2 separate regions of the Homo sapiens genome follow, and region 1 is linked to region 2. A link is a loop called in an ENCODE intact Hi-C map of the cell type or tissue named here. Cell type or tissue: Caco-2. All regions are shown on one strand. Links, peaks and the distances in the headings refer to the core of each region. The heading gives the core; the rest is flanking DNA.

The links. A loop is a pair of places that touch in the nucleus more often than their neighbours do. Peaks named below come from ENCODE experiments on the same cell type or tissue, not always from the same donor. Only the 100,000 strongest peaks of a DNase experiment are listed, where the experiment ranks them.
Region 1: a loop joins it to region 2, with 8 times the contacts of the local background. A loop is called at or near these places in 2 of 110 quality-filtered maps.

Annotation. Positions count from the first base shown.
Region 1 is chr6:147,706,154-147,714,977 of GRCh38, reverse strand. It overlaps a transcript of SAMD5 not described here. Among named protein-coding and RNA genes, the nearest start is that of SAMD5, 200 kb to the right of the region's middle. In Caco-2, for the core only: no CTCF peak of the experiment used is centred there; DNase peaks (open chromatin) are centred at 5,067 and 5,367.
Region 2 is chr6:147,639,030-147,647,853 of GRCh38, reverse strand. It overlaps a transcript of SAMD5 not described here. Among named protein-coding and RNA genes, the nearest start is that of SAMD5, 130 kb to the right of the region's middle. In Caco-2, for the core only: no CTCF peak of the experiment used is centred there; a DNase peak (open chromatin) is centred at 5,303.

The sequences.
Region 1 (8,824 bases), core at 253-8,252, 68 kb before region 2:
TGTAAGCAAATATATGTATTAATAATAGTAATTTGGTAAACAATCATCAGGATTAATAACTAAATTTGAAATGGCTAAGTAATGACCCACAATACAAAAATAATTCAGAAATGGATGGATAAGGAGGAAAACATTCACAGATTGCGTTACTCAAAGTATGGCCCCAAGACCACCTAAGTCATTCGTTTTTTTGGCATTCCTACTCAGTGTCCAAGAATAGAGTCCAGGAATCTGTATTATAACAAGCTGTCCAGATGATTCCAATGCACACTAAATTTGAGAATCACTGATTCAAAGTATATAATTTTTGTCTTAATTAAACAGTGAATAACAATTACACATAGACAAAACCAAAACACCTTTAACTTATCTTTCAATCATAAGAAAATTGGATTATCTTTTCCTAACCATTTAGTCTCTAATATATGTTTAGAAACAGAAAAGCAATTGTCCCCCTCCCCTCTTCCAGGTAGAAGGACCTCAATATATAAGTCAACACCATGCTCATCACTCACTCCTCCATAGAAGGAGGAGAAACTTAACTGACTGACAACTGTGGAGAAGAAGCAGGACGTGCTTCTCCAGCCCCTTCTGGAACTCTCTTTGGGATGCCTTCCCACAGAGTGCATGATTTTCTTCCAATTTCTGCCAGACCATAGACTTAAGAGATACAGCTCATGACTAAGTCAGAAAGTCTATTTGGAAGCCCAGTGTTGCCAGCCAGGCAGTTCACATCCTCCAGTTTACTCTTCAGTAATAAAAAAGCAGACCAAAATACCTACCTCTGTCTGACTTCCATATCTGTCAATTGGCTCCTAGTGAGGTGGGAGGGGGCCTATTTAGTATCGTCACTGAACTTCACTCAACACAATCTCAGTGGGCGAAGGTGCCCATTATTTTCATAACCATTTAATATAAACTTTATGTTCTTTTAGGGCTGTTTTATTTTACTGTTAAGTGGAGTCAGTTAATTCCACAAATGCACAGAAGTAAAAATACAGACCTGTTTTGAGAAGAAGTTCTAAAAACACATCTCAATACATATTTCTTCATAATTTATAGGAAGGGAGGGATGAGGAAGGGACAAGAGGAGAGGAAAGAACAGAAGAGGAAGGAGATGAAAGGGGAGGCAAGGGAAGAGTAAGGGAGGAGAGAAGAGGGGAAAACTGACTACAGCTTACCCTTGTCTCACCCTTTTCTTTGTCATACATACTACTTTTGCTTGGAAAGATAAAGAAATAGCACTGAATTTGGGTGACAGTTCTGTTCAGCTTCTACCCCATACTCTGTGTACAAGCCACCAAATATTATATCACCCTTGGGCCCTAGTTTCCCCCAAACACTCTTGGATAGACACTATGATCTCTTCTACCATTTAACTTTTTCCTGCTCCTACAGCTTATGCATGAGATTTCATGATACAGGGTCATTCCCTTTCCAGATGATGTTGGCTGACCCAGCTCTGCTGCCGCTTGCTTGCAATTCTCAGGCAGAATTTACCAAGAATGCAACATCCTAAGATAATGAGGAGGTATCCAGAACAACCCAGGTTATGTCCTCATTCTTCTTAGAACAAGATGTAGATGTTTTACAGCACTCGACTCGGCAAACCAAGTGGAACCCAGGGTATATAAATCAAGGGTATATACATTCAGGGTCCCAGAGCTGTAGTTTGAGTGTTGTCTCAGTGAACTCATGCAACTGTTAGAGAACCTTTGCATCCTTTGTTTTCTTCAAACATAGCAGAACAATTTTTAAATGTCAAAGTTGTATGTCAGGAAAGCTTGTGAGTTCTCTAAAAGACCAAGGATAGCAGAGTTTGCAAAACGCAGTCAACAAACAGGTATTGCTTTAAGAAGTGATGAGATTATCAAACACAAACATTCTTTCCTTTAAGTAGCAACATGCTTGACATCACAAGCTCTGGACCATGACTCAGGAGGTCTGATCTTTTGTTTCATTTTTGCTGTCAATTTACTGCTTGACTTTGAGAAAAAAATGCTTTGCATTCCCGATGGTTTGAATAATAGTTTATAAAAATGGATCATAATCACTAATAGGAACCAATAAACTGCTCCAATCCTTTTTGTATGAGTAGGATTATTTTAGTCTGCTATAACAAAATATCATAGACTTGGTGGCTTAAACAACAGACTTTTTTTTTTTTTTATAGTTCCAGAGGCTGGGAAGTCTAAGCCAGCAGATTTGGTGTCTGGTAAGGGCCCACTTCTTGGTTTGTAGACAGCCACCTTGCCTTTTCATTGTGTGCTCCCATAGCCTTTCCATGGCACATGCTTCTGCAGAGGGAGATGTCCCTCCCTTTCTGTTCTTAAAAGGGCACTAATCCCATCAAAAGAGTGCCACCCTCAAGATGCTATCTCAACTTATTTGTCTCCCAAAGGCCCCACCTCCAAATACAAGAACATTGAGGGTTAGGCCTTCAACACATGAATTTAGGGAAGAGGGAGAAGCAAACATTCAGCCCATAACATGAGTGGAGCGGAAAAAACATGGAGCTAGGTGACTTTAAGTGAATTACTGTAAGTCTCTGGGGATTAATTTCTCATCTGTAAAATGAGGAAAACTGGATGACAATTTTAACATCCATGTCTGTTTTAAAAGTCTAGAACACAAATAATATTCCTGGAAAAAAATAAATTGTTGTTTTTCTATATCCATTTGATGCTAGTATGTGTGAGTGGTGGCACAGAAGTGGGAGGTTAACTTTGTAAAGCTAAAACTCCAGAATGGCTTTCAAAATATAATTGAGTTGCTTGGCTGAAACTTTACATGCAGAATCAAAGTACACTTAGAAAATATAAAATATAGAAGATAGTATTGTGCTTTAGCTAGCTATAAAGGCCACAAAATATTATGCATTTTAATAACTATTATTTTTAAAAATTCTTATAGTTTCCAATCTCTAACTGATCAGACGAGAGACATTTTCTTCAAAAATTTCTTTATCTCCCCTGTAATGTCTCTTGGATTTCTGTAAGAAAATGCTCATTTCTTTGTCCCAAGGTACTGAAGATACATCTTAGCTTAAAAGATGGTTGGTGCAGACCTCTGAGTGGGCCCCTGGTGTTTATGTAAATAGGGCTTTCGATTGGCAAGCAATTAGCCATTCATGACATTTGACACTGTTACTAATGTCATCAGAGTATCTAATTAAGTGTACTTACGCACATGACACTCCATGATGTAAGGAACTCACAACACAAACATATTTCCCGGTTTCTGGATACCACAAACTTAATACTTCAGCTGAAATTCATTACAATCTGATTACAAATTCAGCAATGACCCCTTTGAAGAATGCAAACCACTATTTTCCAAGAAATTTAATTTGGCATTCCTAGCCTTTTCTTTACTCTCTGCAATATTTTCTACATCCTCAATTAAATGAATCAGCTCTGCTACAGCCACCGTTTATAGTGATTAACAAAAATAGGCCAGTGGGTTTGTTTTGAGCTTCTTTCTATTTCAGCCTAAAGTGCAGGAATCTTGGCTAATGAGAAGCAGCTGAGAATTAGAGCGGCCTGGCTTGATCAAGACTGTGGTGAATACACCAGGTGATTATATGACATCTTTATCTGTCCCATGATATGGCTAGAAATGGGACAGGGAGCACAGGGTCAGGTTGGGGGATCAGGCAGATCTGCATTCAAATCCCAGTCCCACAACCTACGAGCTGTGAAACCCCTGACAATGGGCTGAACTCTCCGAGGCCCACTTTCCTCATCTGTAATTAGAGATAATAATTCCTGCTTCAAAGAGCTGTCATGAAGATTTAATGAAAGAGACTGGTAGGATAAATAATAAGTTCTCCATTAATACCAATTCCTTCTCTCTACAACACCCTCCCACTTCTGATACTTTCCATTGCCCCCTTCCTTCCCTTCCTTCCTTCCTTCTTTTCCTTCCTTCTTTCATTTTCCTTCCCTCCTTCCTTATTTCCTTCCTTCCTTTATTTTCCTTCCCTCCCTCCCTCCTCCCCACCTTCTTTCCTTCCTTCATCACACATATTCTTTTATAATTTGACACTAGCTAGGTAGTGTATATATAACAGGCACAAGACACTGTTTCTCCCTTCAAAGTACTTACTATCCGGTGCAGGAGACAAGTAACAAGTATAGTAGTCCCCCTTATCCAGGGGGGATACATTCCAAGACCCCCAGTGGATGTCTGAAACCATGGAGAGTACTGAACCCCATATATACTGTCTTTTCCTATATAAAACATACCTATGATAAAGTTTAATTAATAATTTAGGCACAGCAAGAGGTTAACAATGATAAAATAGAACAACTAACAATTATAGCAATATGCCAGCATCATTACTCCTGCACTTTGGGGCCATTATTAAACAAAATAAGGGTTCTTTGGGCACCAGCACTGTGATGCTGCCACAGTCAATCTGATAACCGTAACGGAGTGGGCCACCAAGTAACTAACAAGCAGGGAGTGTCTACAGTGTGGCCATGCTGGACAAAGGCACGATTCACATCTTGGGTGAGATGGGGCCAGACAGGGTTAGATTTCACCACATTTCTCAAAATGGCATGCAATTGAAAACTTATGAACTATTTATTTCCAAAATTTTCCATTGAATATTTTTGGACCACAGTTAACCATAGGCAACTAAAACCTCAGAGAGTGAGCCCAAGAATAAGGGCGGGGTAAGTGTACTTTCAATACAGTAATACATACGGGGTGGGTAGGAGGAGCACATGGAAGTAACATTCAACCCAGTCTCATAGCAGGGAAAGTCTAGATTGAGCTGATGGAGAGCAGTAGGTGGCTAGATCAAGAAATCTAGATGTCAGAGAGCTTGTTCACAACAGGAACATCACATGCAAAGGCCCGGAGGCATGAGAAAGCCTGCAACTGCAGGTATTTCTGACTGACTGACAACAGGCACAAAAAGGTAGTTGCAGGAAATGAATTTGGAGGTAGACAGAGGCCTGATCGTAAAGCACTTTGTAGACCTCACTGAGGGATTGAAACTTTATATGGAGGGTAATCAGGGGTGACTGCACAGTTTTAGGCAGAAGCGGCAAGACACAATTGTGCTTTAGAAGTATGGTGGAGGAGGTATAGCAGTTAAGATAGCGAGGCCACAAATGAAGCCTTTGAAGTCCTCCAGAGAAAAGATGATGGGTACCAGAAGGGGAGTAGTTAGAATTTTTATTATCTCCTCTTGGAACTGAGAACAGCCTCAGGAACTTCTGAGAACTTTTGAGCTAATCAAATAAGCTTATCACTTTTTCCACTGTGCTGGGTGTTAACAGTTTATAAGCACGAGTGAATACCTGCTGTTATCACTTGTGTATTTCCTTTGTGACTCATGGTATTTAAGCTACAGTTAGGTCCAGCTAATGACTGCTGTGGAGTCACCTCTCTGGGTGGTGACCAATGTCTTCTTTCTGTGCCAGGAGAGCACTCTTTACAGAATTATCTTAAAACCAAACCAAAGCAAAACAAAACCCTGATTAGCCTTCTAAAGAATCAATTTGATTATGGTTTAATTTTATGTTTGTGTGGAGAGGGAGAATAGTTCACAAAATAAAACTCCCCCACCTACATGACCTTCCCTAACTGCTGCTATGACTTCGGAAGAACTATTAGTGTTTAACAAAACATGTTGCATCAAAGTAGCTGAAGGGCAGAGTAGTTAGAGAATCCTAATATCTTAAGAGATTTGCCAATCCTGACATTTTTATAAGAAATCCAGGCACCTAAGAAATTACTCAAAATTATAATTTTACCAAACTTCAAATTAGAAAGAATTATTCTTCAAAGGTACAAAATAGGAAAATAATACTTATTTATCTTGAAGAATAGCTTGCAAATAAAAGAACTTTCTTTAAGTTAAAAAGGGTAACTTGGCATGTAAAGCTGATATTTAAAAAAATGTTCCCTAGATCCACATAAATACAGCCACCGCTGATTATTCAGAGAGGAGTATGAGTGAATAGCAGGAGGCAACATTTTAACACTGGCAATTTTTAAAATTATTTGGGCTTGCACTATTTCTTTGCCAGAAAGCAATGAAGTGCGAAACCAATCCAACAAAACCAGACAGACTGGGACACCACTGCTTACATATTTTTACCAAGCATTCAACTTGCAGACACCATCTGAACCCTATGGTTCAAAATCATAAATCCTTCTGTGAGGCTCATTTGTTATTATTTGGGCTCATTTATCATCCCCAAAAGACAACCACAAAGAAAAACACAATTGGATACAGTCGATCCATAAATGCTCTTATGTTTGCAGGGGGCCTAATTTAAATAAAAAGAAACTTACCTGAATTTCCTTCCAAACCTAACTTCCACATCTACCCAGGCTTTAAGGATTCAAATATATTTCTAGAAATATTTCCACTTCTGTTCCCTTCTCTAGCTCTGATCATTTTATCAAGCTCCCATTTGCTGAGTGTCTTTATGCACCATAAGCTCTTCACAGTGTCTGATCTATTTACAACTGGAGTGTAAGGTAAGTTGTATTCATTTGCAAGGGCTGCCATAACACAGTACCACAGACTGGGTGGCTTAAACAACAGAGATTTCTCATAGTGAAAGGAGAGGCTGGAAGTACAGAATCAAGGTGTCAACAGGGTTGGTCCCTTCTGAGGGTTGTGAGGGAAGGAACAGCTCCAGGCCTCACTCCTTGGCTCGCGGATGGCCGTCTTTTTCCTGTATCTTTATGATGTCTTCCTTCTGTCTATGTTTGTGTCTAAATGTCCTCTTCTTCTGAGGACATGAGTCATATTGTATTAGGGCCCACCTGGCTGACCTGATTTTAACTTAAGTACCCTCCATAAAGACCATATCTGCAAATACAGTCACATTCTGAGGTTCTGGGGTTAGGATTTCAATGTATGAATTTGGGAAAGGAGATCTGGCACAATTCAGCCCATAACACAGGTATAATAGCCTCACCTTACAGGTGAGGAAATTTGGGTTTGGAAAGTCGGAGGCCAGAAAGATGGTAAGTTGTGAAGTGAATATTCTGGATCTTTTTGATTGCAAAGAGCTCCTACTCCCCACCCTAAATTGCTCCCTAACCTTAACCCCACCCCATATCATATCTCAACCCCCTCATCCCCAGCCTCATCAGTGGTATTACTGATGAAGCAATCCAGAAAAATACTTTTCCACCAGAGGCAAGGAGAAAGGTAAACAAAAGCACACTGAATGCTTTTCTTCAGTATCTGTTTAGTATGGGGTGGTAATAAGCATCTTAGTCACAGAATGTAAGAAAACTTGACCCTGCAATCTAGGAGCTTTCAATTAATGACAGACCACACCAATGCAAACAAGTTCAAAGGACAGATGCTAAACTCTGAATGAATGTCTCTAGTAACTAAATAATGAAAATTTTACATTAAACACAAGCAAAGAGATAAGCAGGGCTGGGAGGAAGTTGAGGGTGTTTCCTATTTAGATCAGGCTGGTCTGAAGGAAATCTTCATCTCTCTTCCTGTGGGAAGGGTTTCAGGAGCCTCAGAGAACCACTCAGTTTTTCATTAATTCATTACTTTAACACCATTGCAGCCTTTCAACATTTTGTTCACCTTCACTGTCAGCAACATATTACTATTACAAACTCTGTAAACATGCTTCTGAACAAAATGGTGTATTCACAAAAAATTTTAATTACTTAAGTCATAAAAAATCAGTCTAGCATCAACTCTTCTGAAAGTTTGGTTCTATATTAAAACATAAAAATTAGCTGAAGAGACATCTTGCTAAGCTTCTCAGTCACTGAAGAGCAAGTCAAGAAGTCCACAATATTCTTACCAATATATAAACACTGGAAAATGTTCCTTCTAAGCATGATAAGGATGTGAACAACAGCACCTCTCTAATGACTAAAACTTCTGTTCCTCAAAAAACACATCATTAGCCAACAACTTTCTGGCAGAAGTTGCCTTTAATTGGCATTTGTACATAACCAAGTGTTAGTCTGTATTTACACCGTAAGTTAATTTGGACAAAATTAAAAGCTAATTGATCACATATCTCAACCTCAGTCATAAATAGTGTGGGCCCAAAATATCAGTCTCCCCATGGATTTATGCAGACGATTTATGGGGAACCAGAGGAAGGCCATTTTTCAGCATTGTCCCAATGAGTGAATTAATTAGAGAAACATTAATTTTAGCTTCTATTTTAGGGACAATGAATTTAAATACAGCCACACCTTGGTATACACAGGAGATGGGTTGCAAGACTCCCTGCATATAGCAAAATCCACGCATACTCAAGTCCTGCAGTTAGCCCTGTAGAGCCAAGTACCAGAAAAGTCAGGCTTCACATCCCCAAGAATTCTGTATTTTCAATCCATGTTTAGAATAAGTGGACTCTCACAGTTCAAACCTGTGTTGTACAAAAGTCAACTATACTGTTTTTCCTCTTTCCTTCATAAAGACTTGTCATGGCTGGGTGCGGTGGCTCACGCCTGTAGTCCCAGCACTTTGGCAGGCCAAGGTGGTCAGATCACCTGAAGTCAGGAGTTCGAGAGCAGCCTGGTCAACATGGTAAAACCCCATCTTTACTAAAAAACTACAAAAATTAGCCAGGCATGGTTGGTGGCGGGCACCTGTAATCCCAACTACTCAGGAGGCTGAGGCAGGAGAATTGGTTGAACCTGGGAGGCAGAGGTTGCAGTGAGCCAAGATCGCGCCACTGCACTCCAGCCTGGGTAACAAAGTAAGACTCCGTCTCGAAAAAAACAAAAACAAAAAAACCCAGATTTGTCACAAGGTAAGCATTATTGGTCCAAGACACAATCATAACCAAATAGTTAAAAT
Region 2 (8,824 bases), core at 635-8,634:
CAAAGGCTACATTTTCAGAAGAGGGTGTGAGTTATTCAGTGAGCGATGCCTCTCAAGTTGCCTAAATTTCCTCTTGGAAGGTGAATTCTGAAGGGTGCTGATATTCTATCTGTTCAGAGTGACATCTTGCCAGGGCATCAAGAAGCCCTAATGAAGGCTGCTTTTAGCAACTCACAATGTCTGGAACTAATACTCTCAAAGTGTTTGTGCTGCTTCTTAATACACACCCTACTGTGGCCAACTCATCCTCTTCCATATTTTCCCTCACTATCTACCACTTATAATCATCTATCCAGCCTAAGTTGCTCCCTAGAGCATCAAACCTCTCCAAATGACTTCTGGAAATTTCCACTTGAATGTCCCACTGGCACCTGAAACTCGGACTCAACCCATCCAAACCTGATTGCTTCATCAGCCACCCCCTTCAAACCCCCCTCTTTCAAGCTCCAAATCTTGGTGAATGGTTTCACCAACTGCACAATTAATTAAACCAGAAAACTTAACCTCATCTTGATCATCCCCTGCATCTATTCAGTCACCATTTCTGGCCTGTTCTATGTTTTAAATGTTTCTTCCTCCCTTCAGCCACTCAACATGAAGATGACAGAATAAAGAACCTTATGATGATCTATTTTTACTTAATGAGTAATAAATGTATTTTCTATTCTTTATGATTTTCTTTTTCTGAGGTGGAGTTTTGCTCTTGTCACTCAGGCTGGGGTGCAATGGCATGATCTTAGCTCACTGCAACCTCCACCTCCCAGGTTCAAGCAATTCTCCTGCCTCAGCCTCCTGAGTAGCTGAGATTACAGGTGCCTGTCACCATGGCCAGCTATTTTATTATTATTATTATTATTATTATTATTATTATTATTATTATTAGAGATGAGGTTTCACCATGTTGGCCAGGCTGGTCTTGAACTCCTGACCTCAGGTGATACACCCACCTTGGCCTCCCAAAGTACTGGGATTACAGGCATGAGCCACCACGCCTGGCCTTTATGATTTTCTTAATAACATTTTCTTTTATCTGGCTTGCTTTAAGAGCACAGTGTGTAATACATATAACACAAAATATATATGATCAACTATTTTCTATGGTAACCCAAAGTGAAATTTCAAGTTTATTTTATACACATTAAAAGAGATAAGAAATGCAGTTTTTTCTAAAGCATGATTACTCTAATTCTAAAAGAAATAATTCTGAATATGGTTTTATTTCTGCATATATTTATACAACACTACAAGTGCCACCTGAAGTTTTCAAATTACAAAGTTTTCTACAGATTATTGTGCAGTGATAACGATAAGCTCTCTAGTTTAGCATACTACAGTACACAAGTACTGTATCAAGCTGGATATTATTAAGCATGAGACATAAACAGGCCAATCGAAATCCTTTGAGATTAAGAAGTGATAGTTACCAATAAACATAAGTGGAAACCGAACAGGTCAAGAAGGATTGAATATTTAAGAATCCATGAAGCATAAACAATTGATGCAAATGTATCTCTCATTTTATTTTTTTGCGATAGGGCCTCACTCTGTCGCCCAGGCTGGAGTGCAGTGGCATGATCATGGCTCACTGCACATACCACCACGCTGGTCTATGAATTGACTACTCATGTTATCAGTAAGGCTTCCTTCCAGTCACCAGTAGAGTATTGGTACTTTAAGTTTTGAGGGAGTCAAAGCTATACTTGAATTTTTGACTGCACAGGGGGTTGGCACCTCTAACCCCCATATTGTTCAAGGGTCAACTGTGAATAGATAAGACTAGATAGATAGATAGATAGATAGATAGATAGATAGATAGATAGATAGATACATAGATAGATACATAGACAGACAGACAGATATAGAAATAGAGACAAAGATAACAGTTGACACAGAACTTGACATATACTAAGCCACTGGTAATGATCCTAGTCTATCACAAACTGATGATCCGAGAGCCAGTTCCGGCCCGTGGATGTATTTCATTAGATGGCAAAGTTTCACCTAAAAACCTGGAGTGTTAATTTATTGTGAAAGCAAGTCTTAAGGTCTGATAGCACTGGGTCTGTATTTCTCACACAATCAGCAGCTAGAGCTGCATAGGACCAACTCAACTCATATGACACTGAGGTGCCACAATTTATCACAGACCTCATCAATTCTTAGGTTTTCTCCTTGGCCTACTTCACCATTATCCGAGCTTATACCCTGCTCCTATATAAAACTATGGGAAATGCTTTGAGATGAAAAGTATTCACACACCTGTGCAAGATCATATGTAACACATTAGAATTCAATGTAACTTGCTCTTTTTCCCAGGATGGCCTCTGTGCTGAATCTGCAGTAAGTGTATAAATACATAACGTATAGAAAAATTCTATTATTCTAACATGGGAATCAACATTACCACCTCAAGCAGAGGAAGGGTCAATGTTCTTTTTGCTTTAAAATTATATTGCGTGGGCTTAGAGAAATGAGCTTGGACAGTATTTCTTGAGAATGATTTCCAAATCAGCTTCCATGGGTGATGCTGATTGGAATGTTTACCTTACATAGCCCAGGGGAGCTGGCCTTTGTTCAATTTCTTGAAAGAAATATGTCAGGCCCAGTGACCCCCAAGTGGCGATTGTCATCCCTCCTTGCACATGCCATCAACTGCTAGTGGCATTTCTTCAAATCAGTAAGATGTCCTGTCGTGTGGGGTTGCCCCAGCCTGGAAGTCCCACGGAGCCTCTGATTATGGCATCTCCTTGTTAAAGTCCGGGGATTCTGGCATTCCACATCTTAAGAAGCGGGCATCCTGCATGCTCTCTGATGTTTGGTTTTGTAGTGTCTTTTCAGAGAGTACAAAAACCTATCTGTGAGCATCCTGACCTCTGATTCTATGCATATCAAACCACAACCAGTATGCTTCAACAACAAACTCAAAATTCAGCGTCCCTAGTGAACTCTAATTCTGACACTGATCCTAATTTATTGTTTGACCCTGGGCTAATCCAAGGGTTTCCATGAATCCCATGTCTCTTGTGATGATTTGGAGAATTACTAGGTTAAAATGTGTAATACACATATACTGCAAGTTGTCACGGCAGAATACTGGGGAAAGTTTTCCATCATTCAATCACTATAATCCAATTGAAGGAAAAGCTTAAGAAGAAAAGTGACCTTGGAAAATCAATGTTTTCAATCAATGGAAATATTTGATAATATTTCTCCAAAAAATTAAGAAACTTTTTTTATCAAGTTCTAAGACTCTCTAATTATAAGTTTTGAAGACATACTGATGCATTATCTAGAAAAAACTTTTTCCTTAATAGTCTCACAGCTGAGATTGTGTTTATTCCTGCAAAAGTATTAGCTTTACAAATTAAAAAGCACATTAGATCAATATATAGAGAAACATTACTAACACAAAACAGTATAAGAATAATAAATCTAATTTATTTTAGAGACTTCAAAAATATTTTCCAAAGAATGTGAGTAAACTGTCTTTGTCCATTTATCTCTAATGCGTCTTGGAATTATATTTCCCAGGTCCACTCCCAACTCTCCTAAACCTAAAGCAATACATGAAGGCAAGTCCTTCCTCAAAAGTGTAGAATTCCAAGATTCCTCCCTCCTCTGATTGGGTTTTGTTTGTTTTGTTTTTTAAAAACAGTTTTCTAATTAGAGCAGCATTTCAGGAGCAGACACTTCTAGGCTTGGTGTCTACATTTTACAGTCAGTAAGAAATATTGTTTATAATTTCATGGAAGGTAAAACATTTCACCAAGGGCAAACATTCATCATGCAATGAATCAACATCCAGTCACCTCTATCCCCATTCACATGCAAATAACGTACCAATTTTCCTACTTGTCATTATGTATGACATTTAAATCCAGTTACTTTGGACCTACAACACTAGTTAACCCCAGGCAAGTTGAGATCCCAGACAAACCCTTGCTCATGTATTAGGAACTTATCATTTCTTTCTTTCCTGCCTCCCTTCCTTCCATCCTTTTTAGTAAAGACTCTTCTTTACCTTAGGACATTCTTTCTTTCTTTCTCTCTCTCTCTCTTTCCTTCCTTCCTTCCTTCCTTCCTTCCTTCCTTCCTTCCTTCCTTCCTTCTTTCCTTCCCTCTTTCTCTTTCCCTCTTTTCTGTCTCTTTCCTTTTAGTAAAGTCTTCCATAAAATACACCAAATTCTGAGTAACAAAATACTTCAGACTATACACTTTACTGGAGCAGAAAACCGCAACTTAAAATAACTTCTGATTGGTAAATAAGTGGTAAGTCTAATGAATTTGGGAGATTTTCCAGTTAGAGATTGTATTTCTCTTCCCTCTAAATGTTGCCACGGGGTAAAAGAAGTAAAGTTTAAGTCAGACCAGGCGGCCACTTTTTGACTACATCAAAGTCAAATGAAGGAATAGAACTACTACACAGCTGGAAAAAATTACCTTCTTTACTGTGTGTTTTAGTTGTTTTTTTCCCCTTTTTAACATAGACAATTAAGGGGAAAAAATCTACCCACATGATTGAAAGAACTGTGGAAGGCACATCTAAGCAAATATTTAATTCCTTTAAAAATTAATGGAACACTGAAGCCCATAAAAAAAAGCATATTTGAGTTAACTACAAACAAAAATAAATTCTTAATTTACAAAAGAAGCATTAATATACGGAATGAAACATCACCTTTCTGATTCACCAATAATTTCACATGCCCTTCAACGTGAGGATTTGCAGTATCAAAGAGAGGGGTCAAAGTGGAGGGTATGAAATAGATGTAAAGCAGCTGAAGTATTCCTCACCAGGATTAATAATGAATAAAATTGTTATTACAGTGTGATGAGTTTGCTAAATTTCTTGGATCTGGGGAAGTAACAGTTATTTTCGCAGAATTAGGCACACCTCAGTGGCATGTGCTTCTCAATTATTTATTCTGGGGTGACAACAGTGCAGATGGCAGCCAACTAACGACTGGGACCCTGTTCATATTAGCACTGAGGCCCTGCACCCCAGGCAGGAGAGAAGGGCTCCCATAGAGGCAGTAGGTAGGTCTTAGCCTTAGACAGAATGTTTACAGAATGAGTTTTGTGGTTTTGAAGCCTTAGTTTGGGATTATTTATAGTAAGACTGGGATTGCATAGCTATTAGAAAGAAAACAAAAAGTCAGTTTATATGCTTTCCTATTGATGTTTCAATAAAACACTGTTTTATTTTTCTTATCTGGAAAATGAAAGGGTTGGGCTAAATGGCCGCTGGCAGACATCTTTAAGAATGAATGTCTTTCAGGGAATCCAGAGATGACGAACTCGCAGTTTGAATGTAAAGGTCACATCTCAAGAATGTGGAACATGAGCAGGGTAATTCAGCCACTGAAATGACTTGTTCATCTTGCTCACTGGTATCATTAAAGTGGCACCTAACTTAGAGCTTTGTGAGACCTCTGGGATCATCTCATACAACTCTCTCATTTTACAGATGAGGAAACTGAGGCTGAGAGAGGCAGCACATCTACCAATGGGAACATTATTCGAGATCTTTTTCACAGCCCCTTGTCATATAGAATTAAATGCACTAAGACAATAGGTAGAATGAAAAGAACAAAAAGATAAAAACTTTTATCCAATTTTTAAAGTAAGAAAGAGGAAATGGACTTCTTAAAACAGAGAAATAATCACAAATGCCACAAACATTCTTACAGTGTGGTTGCAGTCTAGCTCATTATTTTCTTACAAAGAAAAAGAAAAAAGTTTTGTAATGTGTGTATAACAACCCTGTTGTTCACTTTCCATTAAACAAAAGAGAAAGTTTTAACAAAAGGTATAATTCATTACTTCTGGATCTGTATGAATTAAAGCAGAACAATAAAATAGGAAAATAAATCAAACATCTTCATGTTAGACTGTCATTGTTGTATGACAGAAAAAATAAGTATTCTAAGAATAAGATTTCCTTCTAAGCATTTTATAAATAAATTGAGGGGAAAATGATTTTAGGTAAGCATGAATTCAAACTCTAAAGAAACAAACAAGATTACTTCAAAACATTAAAAGTTAAGTTATTTAAAGTTTACAGGTAAAGTTAAAAGATTCTGTAACCACAAAGGCTTGGCAACAGTGAAGAAAAGAGCACAGCGGAGTTTTGAGACCGCTGGATGTTAACCATGTACATAACTCTTAAAAAGCTAAGATCTGAATCATCATTTAAAAGTACACACACTCGTTACAGACATTTTGAAAACTTATGAGAATATGGGCATACAACCATTAAACTTTTGAGCAAAAAAAAAAAAAAAAATTAAAGACAGAGAAAGAGAGTTAGTTTGTTTTACAAGGCAAAAACCAAGTTGAAAAGGTTGTCCTGACATGCAAAATGTCTGCGACGTGCCCCTGCTTTCTCTGGCTGTCTCCTGAGCACTTCACTTTACCAGGTACAAAAGGTCCATCTTCCAAATAAAGGTCAATTGCTCCATCACATATATTGTGATGAGGGTCCTTTGACTTCACCGTAGCCAATGAAGCCCCCAAATTGAGCTCCCCAGCAAGTGGGCAGAAAATTTCATCATGTGCTGCCGAAGCCCATTAAAATGAAGAAATGTGAGAAAAGAAATTCTTGGAGGAAATCTTCCAATGTTGGACATCCATATTTGAATCAGATATCTTAATTGCTGGAGCTGGGCATTTCAGGAGGCTCTCATATGAAGAAGAATTTAGAGATTGGGTTAAAAAGCTGAGCTTCTGAGATCCTGTGTCCCACCCCATTCAACAAAGCAATCACTATCCATCAGTGTCCAACCATTGTTAACGTCTACTGGATGTTAAAGCAGGTTTACAGAGGATTAAGGAATCAAACTTACTATTATGCAATTTTAAAGTTTCTACAAGAGTCTAGCGAATTTTCAAAGGGATTTTTGAGGAGGTGAGGAGGCAGGACAAGGGAAGCTAACATTAAATTAAAAAATACTTAATTGCTAAGCAACAAGATAAGAATCTAAGTGATCTTAAAGACAAAGTCCTCAGGTCTAACTTTGTAGGTCAATAGCATTGATGCACAATCTTGCAAAGCCTGTGGCTGTTTGGCTTGGCAACTTTTCTAGGTGCTTTTCCACTTTGGTATTGAGGAAATAGCATCATCATACAATTTTATTTATTTTAATAATGATGCTTCCCATTGAACCTGTTTTAAATGGGATGGGACTGGTTTATTTGGGTAAATGTTGAAGTTAATAATATGTCCTTCTTCAATATGTGAGAAAAACTTTAGCATTAACCATGCTTAAGGCTTCCTCCTTGAATCTTGACTAGATTTTGCAGACTTCTGCTTAATTTTATGTCTGTTATTCTTTTTTTTTTTTTTTTTTTTTTTTTGCGACAGAGTCTTGCTCTTGTCACCCAGGCTGGAGGACAGTGGCGTGATCTCAGCTCACTACAACCTCCACCTCCCAGGTTCAAGTGATTCTCCTATCTCAGCCTCCGGAGTAGCTGGGATTACAGGTGTACACCACCACACCCGGCAATTTTTTTTTTCTTTTTTTTTTTGAGATGAAGTCTCACTCTGTCACCAGGCTGGAGTGCAGTGGTATGGATTCTCAGCTCACTGCAACCTTCACCTCCCGGGTTCAAGCGATTCTCCTGCCTCAGCCTCTGGAGTAGCTGGGACCACAGGCACGTGCCACCACACCCAGCTAATTTTTGTATTTTTAGTAGAGACAGGGTTTCACCATGTTGGCCAGGATGGTCGCGATCTCTTTACCTCGTGATCTGCCCGCCTCAGCCTCCCAAAGTGCTGGATTTACAGGCATGAGCCACCGCGCCCAGCCGTCATTCTTTACCATGAAGCTTTTTAGCCATAATGTGTGTGACGGCAGCTGAACAATTCAGATTTCAAATTACTCCTTTCTCCCATCTCTACCTTTAAAAATAACTTCCAATATTCTTTCCCTTTACAGTCAGTGGCAACCTGTTCTAATAGAAAAGAAAAAAAAAATCTCAATTAGAAATTGCCCTTGTTTCCATATGGTTATTAAAAATGATCTACACTGAAGTTTTTAGAGCATGACTGCCAACCAAAACAGAATGGATGTTCAAACTGATCAATCTGAATAACTCTTATCTCATGATTTACATGAAAAATTCTCCCAAAGAAAGATGCAGAGGAAACACAGGCACCTTTTTCAATGCTTCCTAATCAGAAAGGCAGCAGTTAGGAAGGAACACAAGCCTTATGCTACCCTCTGCTCTTGCTATTCTTCCAGGATTCCTGGCTAACAAAAGAGGAGAATGTTGCTGGGACAGGGGAGGATGGAGATGTAGCACCCACCCCTTGGGAGTGAAGCCCGCTGAGATGAGGATGAGCCATAGCTCCTCGGGGACCCCAGAGCTGCAGCTACAGTCTTTCTTACTCATCACGGGCTGTGCTTTGAGGGATCTGAACACAGCTATGCACAAAGTGTATTGAAAATACCATTCACATGCATAAATATATGTGTGGGCTACATAGAATAAAACTTTAATATCCTATCTTGGATACATGTATATTTTCATAGACCAAATAATGAATAATGTTTCTCATTTTAAAAATTATCTACTTCATTAATTGTTCTTTTATATTTTCTTAATTCATACAATTATAGTATTCTGCTTAGACTACATCAAATTGAAACCACATCAAAGCTAGAAATTCTGGCTTCCTGTCATGGATTCCAAGACTAGAAAATTCAAAAAAGGTCAGAAAATGAATAACTTTCATTTGCCAAGTACTCGCAATTTGCAGTTTAAATAACTAACTCCGCCTTGTCTATCTTTAGAATCACAATAGATAGCACAATGCCTGGCA